Regions from separate parts of the Mus musculus genome. Here region 1 is linked to region 2. The links are chromatin contacts, found by Hi-C or POLR2A ChIA-PET in ENCODE. All regions are on one chromosome and are shown on one strand. Each heading gives the region's core, a stretch centred on a gene start or an enhancer-like site at or near the end of the contact. The rest is flanking DNA. Distances are from core to core; before and after follow the strand shown.

Region 1 (6,889 bases), core at 4,270-6,769, 44 kb before region 2:
GAAATATCAAAGGGCTAGAGAGTAAGGCTCAGGCTGACTTTAAACTCCCAGTAGGCCAGGACGATTCCCCTGCCTCCACACGTCCTTAGTGCTGAGTAAAGGCAAGGCCCACCACACCTAGTTCTGCATGATAGTGGAGGCTAATCGCAGGTCTTCAAGCAAGTGACGCAGGCACTCTACCAACCAGGCTACCTAGTCAGCCTGAAAACTGTTGAACTTTCAACTAAACCTCACCTGAATGCTTTATGATGAGTAAATCTCTTCGGAGTGAGTCTCTACTGTGTGAACTTCAGCTAGTTAGGTCTGAAACCTCACCAACCAAGCTCATCCTGGCCTCTGGACCTTGCCCGACATCTGCACCCCCATGCTCTATAGAACACTTCAAACCCAACAAGTTCAGAACAGAGACAATTATCATCCCATCATGTAAAAGATAATACAGCCAGGCCCTGTGTCCCTGAGCTAAGAAGTAAAGCCACTGCCTTTTGCCCTCCACAGCTAACAGGTCTTGAGCACTCCCAATCCCCGGTTTCCTGTCTGCCCTCTCCTCTTTCTGCCCTGGACTTGTTTCTTTCTCCAGGTCCTCATCTGCTCCACCAGGAGTACTTCAACAACAGCAAACATGGCCGCACCCATCCATCTATCTACTTATCTATCTTATCAACCTTCAGACTTCTCTCTCTGCCTTTTGCCTGGCTTCTTTCAATCCAGCCACCACACAGAACATCACGGTGCAATCTTAACTACTTCCAAAGGAGCCTTCTCTGGTTCTATTGTCTCTAGACAAAATTGCAAAGTTCTTACAATATACAGCTTTTCTCCAATAACGACATCAACAGACTCTTTCATCTCTCTCCCCTACCCCGAATCATAGCTTTACACTGAGTATTTGTTAAAAATATGTGATACTTCTCAGTATAAAAAAATACCCTCAATACCATAGTCTACAGTGAAAGGGTTTTCCCCAAACTGAACTTAGTCACTCACTTCTTTATTCCAGAGACCTTACCCAGCAATTGCAGTGATCTAATGTAACAAACAACTGTGCTCTGTAATTTTCTTTTTCTAGATTATTTTTAGCTGAACCACCCATCTCTGTACCCCTGACTTTAGAAACTAAGACACAGTTCTCAAACATACCGTATAGTCATACAGCTTCCTGGTTCTCACTCATACCTTCCCCTTGCTCTGCAGACCCCTAATCATCCTTCAAAACCAAACTCAAATATGGTGCCCTTCTACAGCCCTCCTTCCTACCACATGTAGAACAACTGCTTTCATCATTGTTTCCCATTAAATTCTGTCTAGACCATTGTTATCATAATGACTTGATTGGTTGATTGATTGATTGACTGACTGATTTGGGACAGATTTCCATTCTTAGCCCAGGTGAGCCTACCAAATGTCCTAGCCTCCTGCCTTAGTCTTCCAAGTGCTGGAACTATAGGTATGTTCACCATGCTTGGCGCATTTTCTTTTCTTGTAGTTAACATTTAAGTCACGGTTTGAGAACAAGTATTTTAAACTTCTTATTGAAAAACAGACACCTCTTATATTGCTAAGAGAATGCCCTAAGTGGCTGGGAGTTTAAAAACAAGAAGAATCCCATGTCATTCATCAGCAAAAAAAAAAAAAAAAAAAGTTTTACATACAAAGTATAATTAAATTGTAGCTTGGACATGCCTCTATATCTTGTAATACCAGTTTTTCTGTCTGTCCTCTCTCTCTCTCTCTCTCTCTCTTTCTCTCTCTCTCTCTCTCTCTCTCTCATGTATTTGTGTCTGTCTCATTTATAGTTCATAAAAGTGCTTCTTTTAAATACCTGTTAGATTGCACTGGGTCTTACTAAATTTGAAACTCAGTATAGTGCAGGGGTTGAGGGCTGCATTCAGTGTTACTGCGGCCTGACAGCCTGACCCCTTTCTACATAAAGGGGTGGCAGGCAAGTTACTCAGTTTCTCTATGCCTCCCAGTGAGGAGCTAATGGCAGCATCCCTCAGGAGAGCCTTTTTGTGAGGAGGACTAAATAAGCTAATACATGAAATGAATTCAGGGCACTGCCTGCACTGAGGAAGACCCACAAGTAGCAGTTGATACTCTTATTGTTAGTCAGCTTTCAAAATAGCTTTTCAGTACTTCCTTAGCCCACTCCGTAGAAGGACTACATACTCTCCTAGATAGGAGAGCATCCTTCCTGTGCATGTCTGCAATGTAGGTTCTAAGCTACACCTTGGATAGTTGTTCAGTAAGTAGGATGAATGTAAGGTATTAGCCCTGTAAGATCAACAGATTATAAATTCTCAGTGAACTCATTATTCAGTACAGGATTAAAGCTTGTTTGAAAATAGTTTTAGCCAAGCATAGATAGTGGCAAACATTGAAATCCTAGCACTGGGATCTAGACAGAATTACTGTATATTTCAGGCCAGCCTGAGCGACATAATGAGTTAAAGGCTAACCTAGGTTATATAGTAAGATCCTGTTTCAAAAATTAAGTTTCACTTGGAAAGCAGAGGCAGGCAGATCTCTGTAAGTTCCAGGACAGCCTGGTCTACCAAGCTAATTTCAGGACAGTGAAGGCTACACACACACACACACACACACACACACACACACACACACACACACAAATGCAAAACACACCCTGTCTTGAAAAGCAAACAAAAATAAACCCAAACAAAAAAAAAGTTTCAAAAACCCAAGTGAATTGTTGAAAATATTTAAATAAAACTTTTTGTTTTAAAATTTTATGTATTTATTATTTCTATGTCCATCAGTGTTTTGACTACACGTATGTCTGTGTGAGGGCGTCGGATCCCCTGGAACAGGAGTTACAGACAATTGTGAGCTGCCATGTGGGTGCTGGGAAATGAACCCAAGCCCTCTGGAAAAGCAGGCAGTGCTCTCTCCAGCCCATAAAATTCTTTTTCTATAAGATTTTTTTTTTTTTGAAACAGGTTTCACTCTACTTTGGCTAACCTGAAACTCTCACTATGTAGACCAGGCTGGCCTTGACCTCACAGAGATCCACTTGTCTCTGCCTCCCCCATGTGATGAGAGTAAAGGCATGCACCATTACACTGGGCTAGAGATTTGTTTTTATTTATATGTATGTATATGTGAGCACATGTTACCTGTATGCAGTTGTCCTTGGAAGGCAGAAACGACCGTCAGATCCCATGTAGCTGGAGTTACATGCAGCTGTAAACTACCAGACATGGGTGCTGGGAACTGACGTTCTCTGGAAGAGCAACAAGTGCTCTTAACCACTGGGTCATCTCCAGCCCCACAAATAAAACTCTTAAAGCAGCACCGGATCGGATTATTTACTCGTAGTTTTCCCTCTTGCACTCCACTAAACTCCACTGTGGTACACAATGCTCTACAATCCTTGCCTAGCACATAAGGATCACTACAAATCTTTTACTAGTAATATGATTTCCAGTTGGAGGCAGGGATGTGGTTCACTGATAGCAGTAGTCACAGAACCCTAGTCTCATCCTACAAGGACAGAAAGGAAGGACTAGTGACTTAGCTCAGTGGGTAGGGGTGCTTGCCACTGAGCCCAAGTTCAATCCCCAGCACCATGCAAGAGAAGGAGAAATTAAGTTTTACAAATGGCCCTCTGTCCTCCATACATGCACCTTGGGTGCCCACACATATACACATAATAAATAAATAAATTTATTACATTTATTACTTTGGGGAAGGGGCAATGTGTTGGGACACATTTTGTGGTCAGAGGACAATCTACATAGCTGGCTAAGTCCTTCTACATGGCCTGGGGATTGAACTCAGGTCTTCAGATTTGGCAAGAAGTGCCCTCATTTCCCAAAGCATCTCGCAAGCCCTGTAATATGAGGAATTTTTAACTTTGTTTTGTTTTGCTTTTTTACAGAGTCACACTATCCCAGGCTGGCCTCAAACTCATTACATAGTAAGGAGTGACCTGGAGTTTCTGAGTCCCTTCTTGCACCTCTCTTATGCTGAGTGGGATGGGACCACCACCATACCCAGTTATGAAGTACTGGGATTGAACCCAGGATTCTTTGCACGTTGGTGACAAACATGCCCTAATTTTAAATTTTAAATAAGAAAAGGAAAGAAATTGCCTACTGTTCTCAATCAAAAACACTGATATTTCTGCATCTAAAAAAAGTCAATTGCCACATTTAACAGACTAACAAGAGGCCTTGAGACACAATTACTACAGTTGCTGGTTTCTGTCTTTGAAAATACTCCAGATCACTCTTACGTATCCCTAGTAGAAACCTCATGGTTACAGACTGCTATTCCTTTTTAAATTTCCCATCTCTCCCTAAAATACACACACACACACACACACACACACACACACACACACACACACAAGTAGAGAACACAAATGTCTATAATAAAAACTGTACAAATGCCACAGCCACACATTAACTTTGTTTTAGAGAACTCAGATCTTTTTATAAGCAGCCCCTGAATTTGCAAAATAAAAGTCTTGTTTTGAGGCAGTACTCTCAGCTCACTTTATGAAATACCTTCAGCTAATCTAAGGCAAAGTAACAGATTTTCTGATTGGTACAAGCTTCATGGTAAATGATTGCACTACGGTATACAGATAGCATGCTATTTTAGAAAATGTCATGACTCAGTTAAGAATAGCTCTGCTCTTCAAACAATGGTGATTATGTGGAAATGACGCTTAGATAACTTATTTACATAGTAAACAGAAGTTAGAACTTTCTCTAACAATACAGGCGAATCAGTAGTAGCTTTGGGATAAAGGTTTACCAGGGTGCCTACTGTACTAGGCACTTAGTAGTTTTACAAACTACACATGCTCCGGGGTGCATGTGTGTGTGTATCAAACAACAATGCCTGACATTTGTAGAACACTGTCATTCCTCTCAGAACATGAGAACCCATGAGCGTCCCAGTTTTGCACTCCGGGGACACACACCTCTTAGAGTTAACCCTGACGGAGGTGTGACGGTTTGTTTGCGGCTCTGAGCTCCAGAGCGAAGCCTTTTGACTCACAATCTAATCATCATCTTCTCTCCTGGTTACTCCACAGTCCTACTCCAGTCCCACTGTAGGAATTTTATCTTAAAAAACTACTTGACGACTTCCTCTATCGTGCCTGCCCCGTAGTTCCGAAGCAAAGCGCGCGAACACACGCTTTACCGCTTGTCTGAAGTGCTCCGTCCGGGCACGTCCAAGTTCAAGACCGCCTGATAGGCGCGTTTCCTCGCGGCGGCGAGCGCCTGGGCTCCCCGGCCCTGCACCCCCGACCGCGCCCGCGGCTCGCAGGCTGACACCCGCCTTCCCCTGGCCCGAGGTACCCAGCTCTCGGCTGACCACGAACACACGGGACGCCATGGGGCGACGCCAACAGCTGAGCGGCAGAGGCCCCATGGCCCCACTCCCTCGCTGCATCCCGTCGCCTACCTGCCTGGGCCGCGACGCCGCCTCGCGCAGGGATCCCAGACTCGCGTCGGTGGCCTCTGGGATCCAGCGCCCACATCTTCGTCCCGCCCCCACAGGTTCCGCAGTCCCCGCCCTCCAGGCTAAGACACGCCCTCTTTTGCCTGGGCACGCCCCCGAGCTCACCCAGTAAGGCTCTGTCCTTCCAGGGCTCTCCTCAAGGCTCGGAACCCACGCCAGGCGGTCTCTCCGCCCCCAGCGCTGGGGTACCAGTGTGCGCTGCACCGCGCTGGTTCCACGGTGCAGCCCCTGCCCAGGCCTGGAGCCAAAGCTCTATCTCCGGATCTACGGTCTGTGCGACTACACGAGACAGACCTTTACAGCAAGGCAGAGCCTAGTAGAACCAGAGGAGCCAAACAGCAACTTCTTTAAGAAAACCCCAAAGCAGCTCAGGGAGCAAACATTCATCGGGAATGCCAGCTAGTAAAGAGATGCCAATAACGCACCTGGCCCCGGGTTTGGAATCACAAGCCGGATGCCTTTGGTGCCTAGTCCGGGTGCCGACTGGGTTGCCACACCCACTTGAGACTCACGCTTAAATTCTCCCTACCACACGATCTTGCTCAGGTATGCACATGGCTCTGTGCCTGCTGCAAGAATAGCCCAGTTTCACTCTGCGAGACTGGGATGAGTGGAACCTATTTCCCAGCACGATCTAACTGCCCCACCTCACCGCGCCCCGCCCCACTCCACCCCACCCACTCCATCCGACCTTGTGTCTGGTAACCAAACTTCCCTGGCTTGTTCACACAGAGGTACCAAAATAGAAGACTGCCACAGAGAGGTGTTTAATTACACATCGCGGATGACTGTCACCAGCCAACTCAACCAAGACTTGGAAAAAAAAAAAAAAGTCCCAATCCCTTGTGAAGCTATGAGGTGGGGACATGAGGTGGGGACAGTAAAAGGATTACTTTCTACCTGAGGGAGAAGTATTGACAATTCCTTTAAAATACTCCAGTGAGGAAATAAATGTAAATATGGTTTGGAATACATTGCAAACTCCATTGATCCCTTACCTAATGTGTATGTCTTTAAATGTAGACATGTGTGTTCTTTATTATTTTTCAAACTTCTTATCCTCCTACCCCTGCTTCTGGGGTGCAAGCATAGTCCTGAGCCAACACAAGTGGCATTTAATCTAGTCTGTTTGGAAAGTATCACAGATAGTTGTACAAGGTGAAATTCGGGACTAAAACAGCGTTTTTAAGATTTACATTTTGAAGTTTGCATCCACGAAGATTCTTTAGCAGGATGAAGATTTGAATTCCAAGATGAACGTTAATTAACATGCATGTGTTCTACTGCCCTCTCATGGGTAGGATGGAGCTACACCTAATGGTGAGAGGTGTCCTTTAAGTCTGAAGATAATACATAGTAATTTGTATTATTTTAGTGACTAGGAAGCCAACAT
Region 2 (7,482 bases), core at 101-2,600:
TTCCTGTGTGTTAGAACAGGTTTACACATGAAAAAAATATTTGGTTTTTGTAAACAGGGCCTCAGTAAGTAGTTCAGGCAAGCCTAGAAATTGAAACCTCCTCCCTCAGCCTCTTGAATGCTTACAAATTGGACTTATACATACCTGCACCATTAATCCCAGGGAAGTGATAGAAATTTAACGTCATATAGAAATATGAGACTTGTAAGGATTTAGGTGATTTTCCTCAATATCCGTAACTAAATTGTGAAGAAATTCCTAGATACAATGACTCAAAATCTCAACTTGTTTCTACCCCAACTCAATCTGGACTAGATCAAAAATGACAACTTCAGACTATCCAGAGCTCTGAGTTCTCTATCCTCACTGTATGATCGCCTACAATCTTTTTCCTTGTGACCTACGTTTCTATTAAAGAGCTGTGACATAAAGAAACAATGAAAACTGTGTTCTTTTAAAAGGAAATCCTCAGTAAGCACGAACTTGTTTACTGCTTTTTTGGAATACCTCCTTGCTTTCTCTTCTCTTTACTTTCAAAGAGCCGTTATGGGCAAGAGAAAGCCCAAAGTGAGGATAAGGGCCAGGCAGGGGCTGGGCCTCACCTCTATGGTGGGATCATATTCATCCACAAAGTGGTTCTGGATTAGCTGGATCGTCAAGGCGCTTTTCCCAACACCACCTGCTCCAACCACCACCAGTTTGTACTCAGTCATTTCACACCAGCAAAAACCTGTAGAAAAGCAGCAATTACGATTAAACTGGCAAACCAAACCTACAATACTTCAAGGGCTTCTATGAGTTTACCAAACTCTTCTGTTTCTAAGGCACCCATTCGATACACGTGGCCTTCCACTAAGTTCTCAAAGTGATTCAGAAACATAGCATTCCTTGCAGATGAGTGCGGGCCAGATTATTGGATTAAAGACCAGCGACTATTTTTTCAATCTACTCGGCCCCGCCCTCAGTTTACGGGAAAAGAACCCCCCTCTTCCAATTCCTGCAAACCCAAGCTCTGGGGTCCGCCTGGCACAACCACTTCCCGAAACTCCCCTTTCCGGCTCCGAAAATCACCCCAGAGCCAGCCAGAGTCCCCCACCCAAGCCTTTGTTTCAGCTCGCCAAGTCTCCGCGTCTCCCCGCCCCGCCAGGCGTTCACACGCTGAGAAGTCCGACGCCAGGCAGGCCGGAGCTTTACCTCAAACTCCGCAGACCCCGCCTCGGGAGGCTTTTGGACTTCAACCTGAGAAGCTGTTGGAGACCCCGAAACCGCCATGAACAGCCCCCGCCAGGGAGCGGCACTTCCGGCCCCACCCGCTACGTAATCACTAGGCGCCCAAGGCGCCCCAGTCCCCGCCCCAGCCACGTGGGCCGACGACTAGAGTCTTGCAGCCGGCCGCACCCAGTCCAGCCCCGCCCCGCCCCCATTTCAATAATGAAAGCGCTAGGTGCTAGTGTCTCAAAAATCAGTAAAACTTTATTCGCTTCCATTCTTTCGCCATTAACATAAAACCGGAGAAAGCAAAAATGTTTTGTGTTTACAAAGATAAACGGCCTCTTTACCCAGAGTTCAAAACCTCAAATGACAACGGGGAAGATGAAAGCGCCCTCCCCGACAACCCCTGAGCTGACCCTTGTCATTGTTAGACAAAAAGCCTTCACTCCACTTGCCAGGGACCCTGTTTGGGGCCAATTCAAGATGAAGGCCGAGAAATCAGGCCAATCCGTTCCCGTGATACAAAGTTGAACAGAAGCTACACCAAGGATCAAGTGCCTGTATTGAACAGGGCACTGGAACCACGGGGCTATTTATTAAAAAAAACAGGATTCATTTCAGGCACAACTTTTTTATTATTATTATTTTTTTGTTCATTTTGTTTTTAAATCAGTAAAAGAAACTGGGTCCTAGAAGCTGCAGTGATCTAAGCAGCAGCAATTTTGTGCATTCGTCTTTTGTTTAAATATGTTTAAATTATCACACTGCTGGCACACTTCATTTGCATGAAATTCTGCACCACACATACTAATTGTAGTAAAGTTATTTACCCCCCCCATCCCAGGAAGAAAAAAAAAAAAAAACTACTCGGGAAGATAATTTTCACTGAAATGTAATCAAACTTCGTTAAGTGGATTGTGACAAGATTATAAATGATATGAAAATAACATTTTAACATTTGGCCATCAACTTAAGAATATCGTTTGCTATATAAATTTTTGCAATTTTTAAAGGTAATATATTCTACCTTCATATGGTCCTCAGAATTAAAGCATAATGAACAGGGAAAAAATAGGAAAAGAATGCAGCTGAGTGTTAAGTCATGAAGGTAGAGTATATACTGACTAGAGTGCAGAATTTCATAGGGCCAACAAAGTAACAGTCTGCATTGTTCACTTACACAGGCCAAGTGGAATTTGCAATTACCAGTTGCGTTAAATGCACCAAATAAAGCTCCTAAATTGACACTATAAGGCGCCACCTTTAAGTTTTCCAGGCTGCAACTGTGCATAATTTTAAAATGGTTTCTTAAATTTATTTATTTTTTTCTTTAAACATAACACGAGGAAGGTGTTAAAACTGGTGTAATAGCTCAATAGAATAAGTATTCCAGATTTTGGGAGGGATGAAGAGAAAGATATTCAGAACCCTTCACCAGAATCCCCCCAACTCGACCATAGTGAATTAATGATGTGCTTTGTGGACGTGGTTAGTCAATGACACCAGCTTGACGGATCTTTCTTTCTGCACCAAATCCCTATGAAGAAATATAACAGTTAATGATTTGAGTGTATTGACAATCACAACATACAATTCTAAAATCAACTATGAAAGTATTTATCATATCCACTACCAATTCTCTCCTAAGAGTAAGAAACTTATTAAATAGAATATACCAAGAAATGCACTTCTTGGTGTAATCAGTTATCCTACCATGGGCAAAGCAGAGAGTGGGGAGTTCAAGGCCACTCTAATCTACATATGAGACCCTATCTCAAAACGGAAAGAAGTGCTTCTTATAGAAAGCATCTACTCTATTAGGGTCTGAATTAATGTGTTAGGGAGTCCAAATTAGTGATAAGCAACCCTTGCTTGCTTCACTAACTTCTTTAAGCTCAAGTAAGATTATTAGTTGACCTCCCTCACATCCCTAATGAAATCATACCATTGAGTTATCTGGTCCCCTTGGCTGACGAAGAACCATTAGACGTGGAGCACTGGCATCATCCAGGGTGATGTTCTTTAGGCGATTGACCAACCGGTCAGGTCGAGGAGCTGCAACAGCTTTGGGGCCTTCACTGTAAGAGTGAAAGTGAGAAGAACCAACAATTGCTGGGAAGAAGGCAAGCAGTTGTATGTTCCCTACCCAAATGACTCACTTTTAATGAGGGAGACTCTTCTTGCCTCATCTTAGCTAGCAAGACAAGACAGACAAGTTTATATATACTTCCCAGCTCAGAGTTTCAACAGCATTGGAGCTATAAAGAATCCTAGACTTGTCAACAGAGAGACTAATTCCAGATACACAAAACAAGGTAAAAGATGTTAAAAAAAAAAAATCTTGAAAAAAAGCCAAATATGAAGAAATAGGTCTAGATTCCTATCTCTTAAAGGAACAATGTTGAGATTAAAAACCTAATAGCATAAGTTAGAATGACTAAGGTATAAAACTGAGACCTATCTCAAACATTTCAGCAGCACAAAGTCTAAAAGTGAGTAGACAGAAAGAGCGAGCCAATAAGCTAAACTCTTAAGTACAAGGATCATATAACCGTTTAGTATTTAAGCTACAGCACACACAGTGCTAACGCATCATAGTACCTAAGTGTTTCTCAGGTCAGGGTTATAGGACTCAAAGCCAGACAATAAATACCAGAGATAGAAAAATAGATATGGTGGCACATGGCAGCAAGCTGAAAGTAAGGTAAGTCACGGATATAAAACTGAGACCTATCTCAAACAAAGCAATGACTAGCAGAAAAAGACAAAATTAGATAGAGATAGAAGTGTAAAATAGTTCCTACTAAACCCAGCCAGAGGAGAGTGGCAAAGAAAGCACAGAATGCATGAATGAGTGAGGGATGAACTCAGAGCAGTTATTTCCAACCATAATAAACCATAGAAACTCACCAGACTCGCCAGACATTACAGGCACTGCACTTCCCAGTGCGCTGATTAAGGATCACTGAGAATTCCACCTCATCTCCTGCCTGTAGCTCAACGCCATCCTGAACTTCTTTCACATGGAAAAAGAGCTTCTTGCTATCTCCTACTTCATAGTTAATAAAGCCAAACTGGAAAAAGAGCACACACAAAACAAAATTTACAATGGAGAACACATACCACAGAAAGGAAGAGCAATTCACTTTGAAAGATAATGCTAACCCTAATTAGAAAGGACTTAGAAAACATGGCATTACTAATGATGAGCTAAATTCAGCTGGTGTATGATAGAATTCATCAGGAAAGTCATACCTCTGAAACAACTGCCATTCATTCTATTCTAAGCATGACTAAGACAATCCCCACCAAGTGACATTATTAATAATCACACTTATTTTCTCCTCACTAATGTTGTTACTTTATCCCTTGTCCCAAAGCAATAAAGTCTAAAAAACTGAGACATCCATGAAAGTTTAAATGCCAGTACTCAAGAGGGTGAATTCCAGATCAGCCAAAACAGCATAGAGAAACCATGTCTTAAAAATAAACAAGTAAGCAAGCAAGCAAGCAAGTAAATATTGGCTGATGACTTTCCCTGACCAAGTTCAGGACAGACTGCACATCCAGAGACATAGCACTTAATTACCTGATCTTTCACACACTCCACAGTAGCCCTACGAAGGGGTGTGATGTTGTAGGCCATAGTTTGTGCATTTTGGCCAAGTACACACAACTGGAACTTGACACTCTCCCCTTTCTGTAGGCAATCCCCTTTGTTGGCCATCCCAACTATGCCAAAAGGATACACTTCACCTTTCATATCCCCTGTAAGCAAAACAGTACAAAATCTAAATATACACACTAGAAATACATTTTGTTACCTTATTATTTTCTTTAAACTTAAAAGTTTTACCTTAAAGATTAACATGGAAACAAGCAACAAAACAAGGACAAATCCTAACACTAACTTCTAAAATGCATTATGAAACAACCAGCCAAAAACAAAACTAAACAAACAAAAATAAAAAAAACCCAGGTGGCAATCTAGCAAAACACAGGCAAACAGATACAGATAAAAGGATTTTTTTGTTGTTATGATTCAGACTCCTTAAGAGTTCAGGGCTATAAACCAGGCTCTCTTCTCATCTGCTCCACCGCCACTCTTCACTGTAACAGCAAAAAAGTGACCCAGAGACGAATGCAAGAGATAGGTAGTAAGCAATGCTCGTTGATTCACAATGCATTAACAAGCTTCAGAGGTGGAAATGCTTATAGTAAACTACCTCAGAATCAGAGGTAACTTTTTTTTTCCTTCAAATTTTCAGCTCCTAAAACATGCAGGGCCCAAATGTCTGAAATAATTTCAGCAGACTAACTTGTTAAGAGGTATAGTCATTTATTATACATCTCTATGATTCATAATTTTCATAGACTCCTCTGAGGCTAAAGATACTAGCATCTTTTTAAAGATGAAGAAACTGAACTAATATAACTTGTCTAAGGTTATACATCCAGTAAGAGGTGTTCAGACCTACTGAGTTCTAATTTTGTTCCCAAATAAAAAGATGTGCATGAAACAAAGTAGGGAAATGAGATGTGTGTCTAATCCAACAATGGCTTTCCTTACTTTGAAGTAACCCTACAGCAGTATTGAAGAAGCATAAGTGGATGGGGTGGGCGGGTGGTCAGTGGCTTCCAAAAGGAATGTCGAAGTACCATTTCAAAAATGGAAGGACCACTGATGGTAGAGGCCTACACACCCTTGTTTTGTCAGGTGTTTTGCTTATGAGAGCATACATGGCTCATAATGTTAATTCCTGTCTTGAGTGTTAGGAACCAAGAGAGAGTAACAGTGGGCTTCTATGTAAAACAGAATATCTAAGAAAATCATGTCATAAATCAAGGTTCTTTTCTTTCAACAAATGAACTGTTCTCCCCCCTACTTTACACTCTGACTTTCAGATGAGACAAGGCTTTTTTTTTATAAGACAAGTCATGTTATCTGAGTGGGATGTTTCAACTATTCTACCATTATTTAAACTGTTATCTTAATTATCTAGCATTCCCTACTATTTCTATCACATTTATATGATGCATACTTATCAAATAAAGTTTCTGGGTGGCAACTATTGGAAAAAAGATAAGCACCAAAACTATTGGTTGTTTGAAGATGGGGAGAATATTATTCAAGTAAATAAATGGAGAGAGCCAAGATCTGGAGGACCCCAAGGTACTAAGGAACAGCAAGCATACTTCAGGAAAGGAAGTATTCATAAAACTGAATAGTGACTAACATAAATGACCACTTGGATTTAACAAAAAGTATGATTATCATCACTCAACATTAAACATCGTCAGCATAGTAATCATTTGCTGCTCAGTTTCATCCCGGGTGACCTCATTTTCAAGGAGTCTATAGAACTAAAGCCTAAGCACAGGAGGAGCAGGGTCCCTCTGCTCCTAAGACACCTGAAGCACTGAAACGAGCCCATCACACATTAAAACCGTGCGAGGGCAGAGCAGACTCCAGGGTCAGGGCTGTGCTTACCCTCCTCCACAATCTCAATCATTCCTTGGTACTCAATCTGTGTTGGATCAACACCTCTCAGAGGGCGAATGACTTTACCAGAGTAGATGGTGGGATTAGCTTCCTCAGTAATGCCATTCACTACAAAACAAAAGCACACATAATTACCACTCAGCAATTTCAAACTCTAATAAGACAAAGTAAAAAATACAAACCCAATGTTCGCACAAGGTGAATGCTTTTTGTTCAGACTTTCCAAGAATTTCAATTTTTATTTCTAATTATATGTTTGTTATGCAATGACTCTGCAATGACTGCAGTATCTAAGATACTGTAAGAGGATATATCAGATCTCCTGGAGCTGGTTAACTGAGGACTGTGAGCTGCCTGAGGTAGGGGCTAGGAGTTTAGGTCCTTTGGAAGAACATTCATTCATAATTATGCAGCCTCTAACCAGCTAATAATCTCTTCATCCTATTTTTTCCTTTTTCCTCTTCTCCTTACACACACACACACACACACACCTTACTTTACAGCTCAGGGTGGTTTGAAACTCAAGATCCTCCCCAGATTTCTTAGTGTTGAGAGTACAGGTGTGCACAATGCTCAACTAGTTGGCTGCTCAATATTCTTAAAGTGAGAAAGGGAATCAGTTCTAAAGCTAGTTCTATTTCTTGAATGTAAAATAAATATTTGTATATAAGTAAAATTAAGTATAAATTTCTTGACCATAAATGTTTCTAAAATGCCATTAAAGGTGCTGGAGTTTGGTAAATAAATCAATTTATTTGGCATAACAA

The links. A loop is a pair of places that touch in the nucleus more often than their neighbours do. ChIA-PET counts read pairs that join two places held with the same protein, here RNA polymerase II (POLR2A).
Region 1: a loop to region 2 is called in a map of heart, with 3 times the contacts of the local background. The contact joins the promoter of Dennd2c here to the promoter of Nras in region 2. A Hi-C loop is called at or near these places in 3 of 37 maps with a recorded cell type or tissue (gastrocnemius and heart). POLR2A ChIA-PET finds 5 or more read pairs at or near these places in 3 of 5 experiments (Patski and embryonic stem cell).

The regions. Positions count from the first base shown.
Region 1 is chr3:103,101,289-103,108,177 of GRCm38, reverse strand. It overlaps Dennd2c (DENN/MADD domain containing 2C), which reads right to left and starts at 5,519. Exons shown (of 19, transcript NM_001384113.1): 1 at 5,440-5,519.
Region 2 is chr3:103,052,153-103,059,634 of GRCm38, reverse strand. Nras (neuroblastoma ras oncogene) reads right to left here and starts at 1,350. Exons shown (of 7, transcript NM_010937.2): 1 at 1,195-1,350; 2 at 603-730. The coding sequence starts at 713. It overlaps Csde1 (cold shock domain containing E1, RNA binding), which reads right to left. Exons shown (of 19, transcript NM_001161854.2): 15 at 6,704-6,823; 16 at 4,802-4,980; 17 at 4,123-4,286; 18 at 3,158-3,290; 19 at 1,449-2,749. The coding sequence ends at 2,702.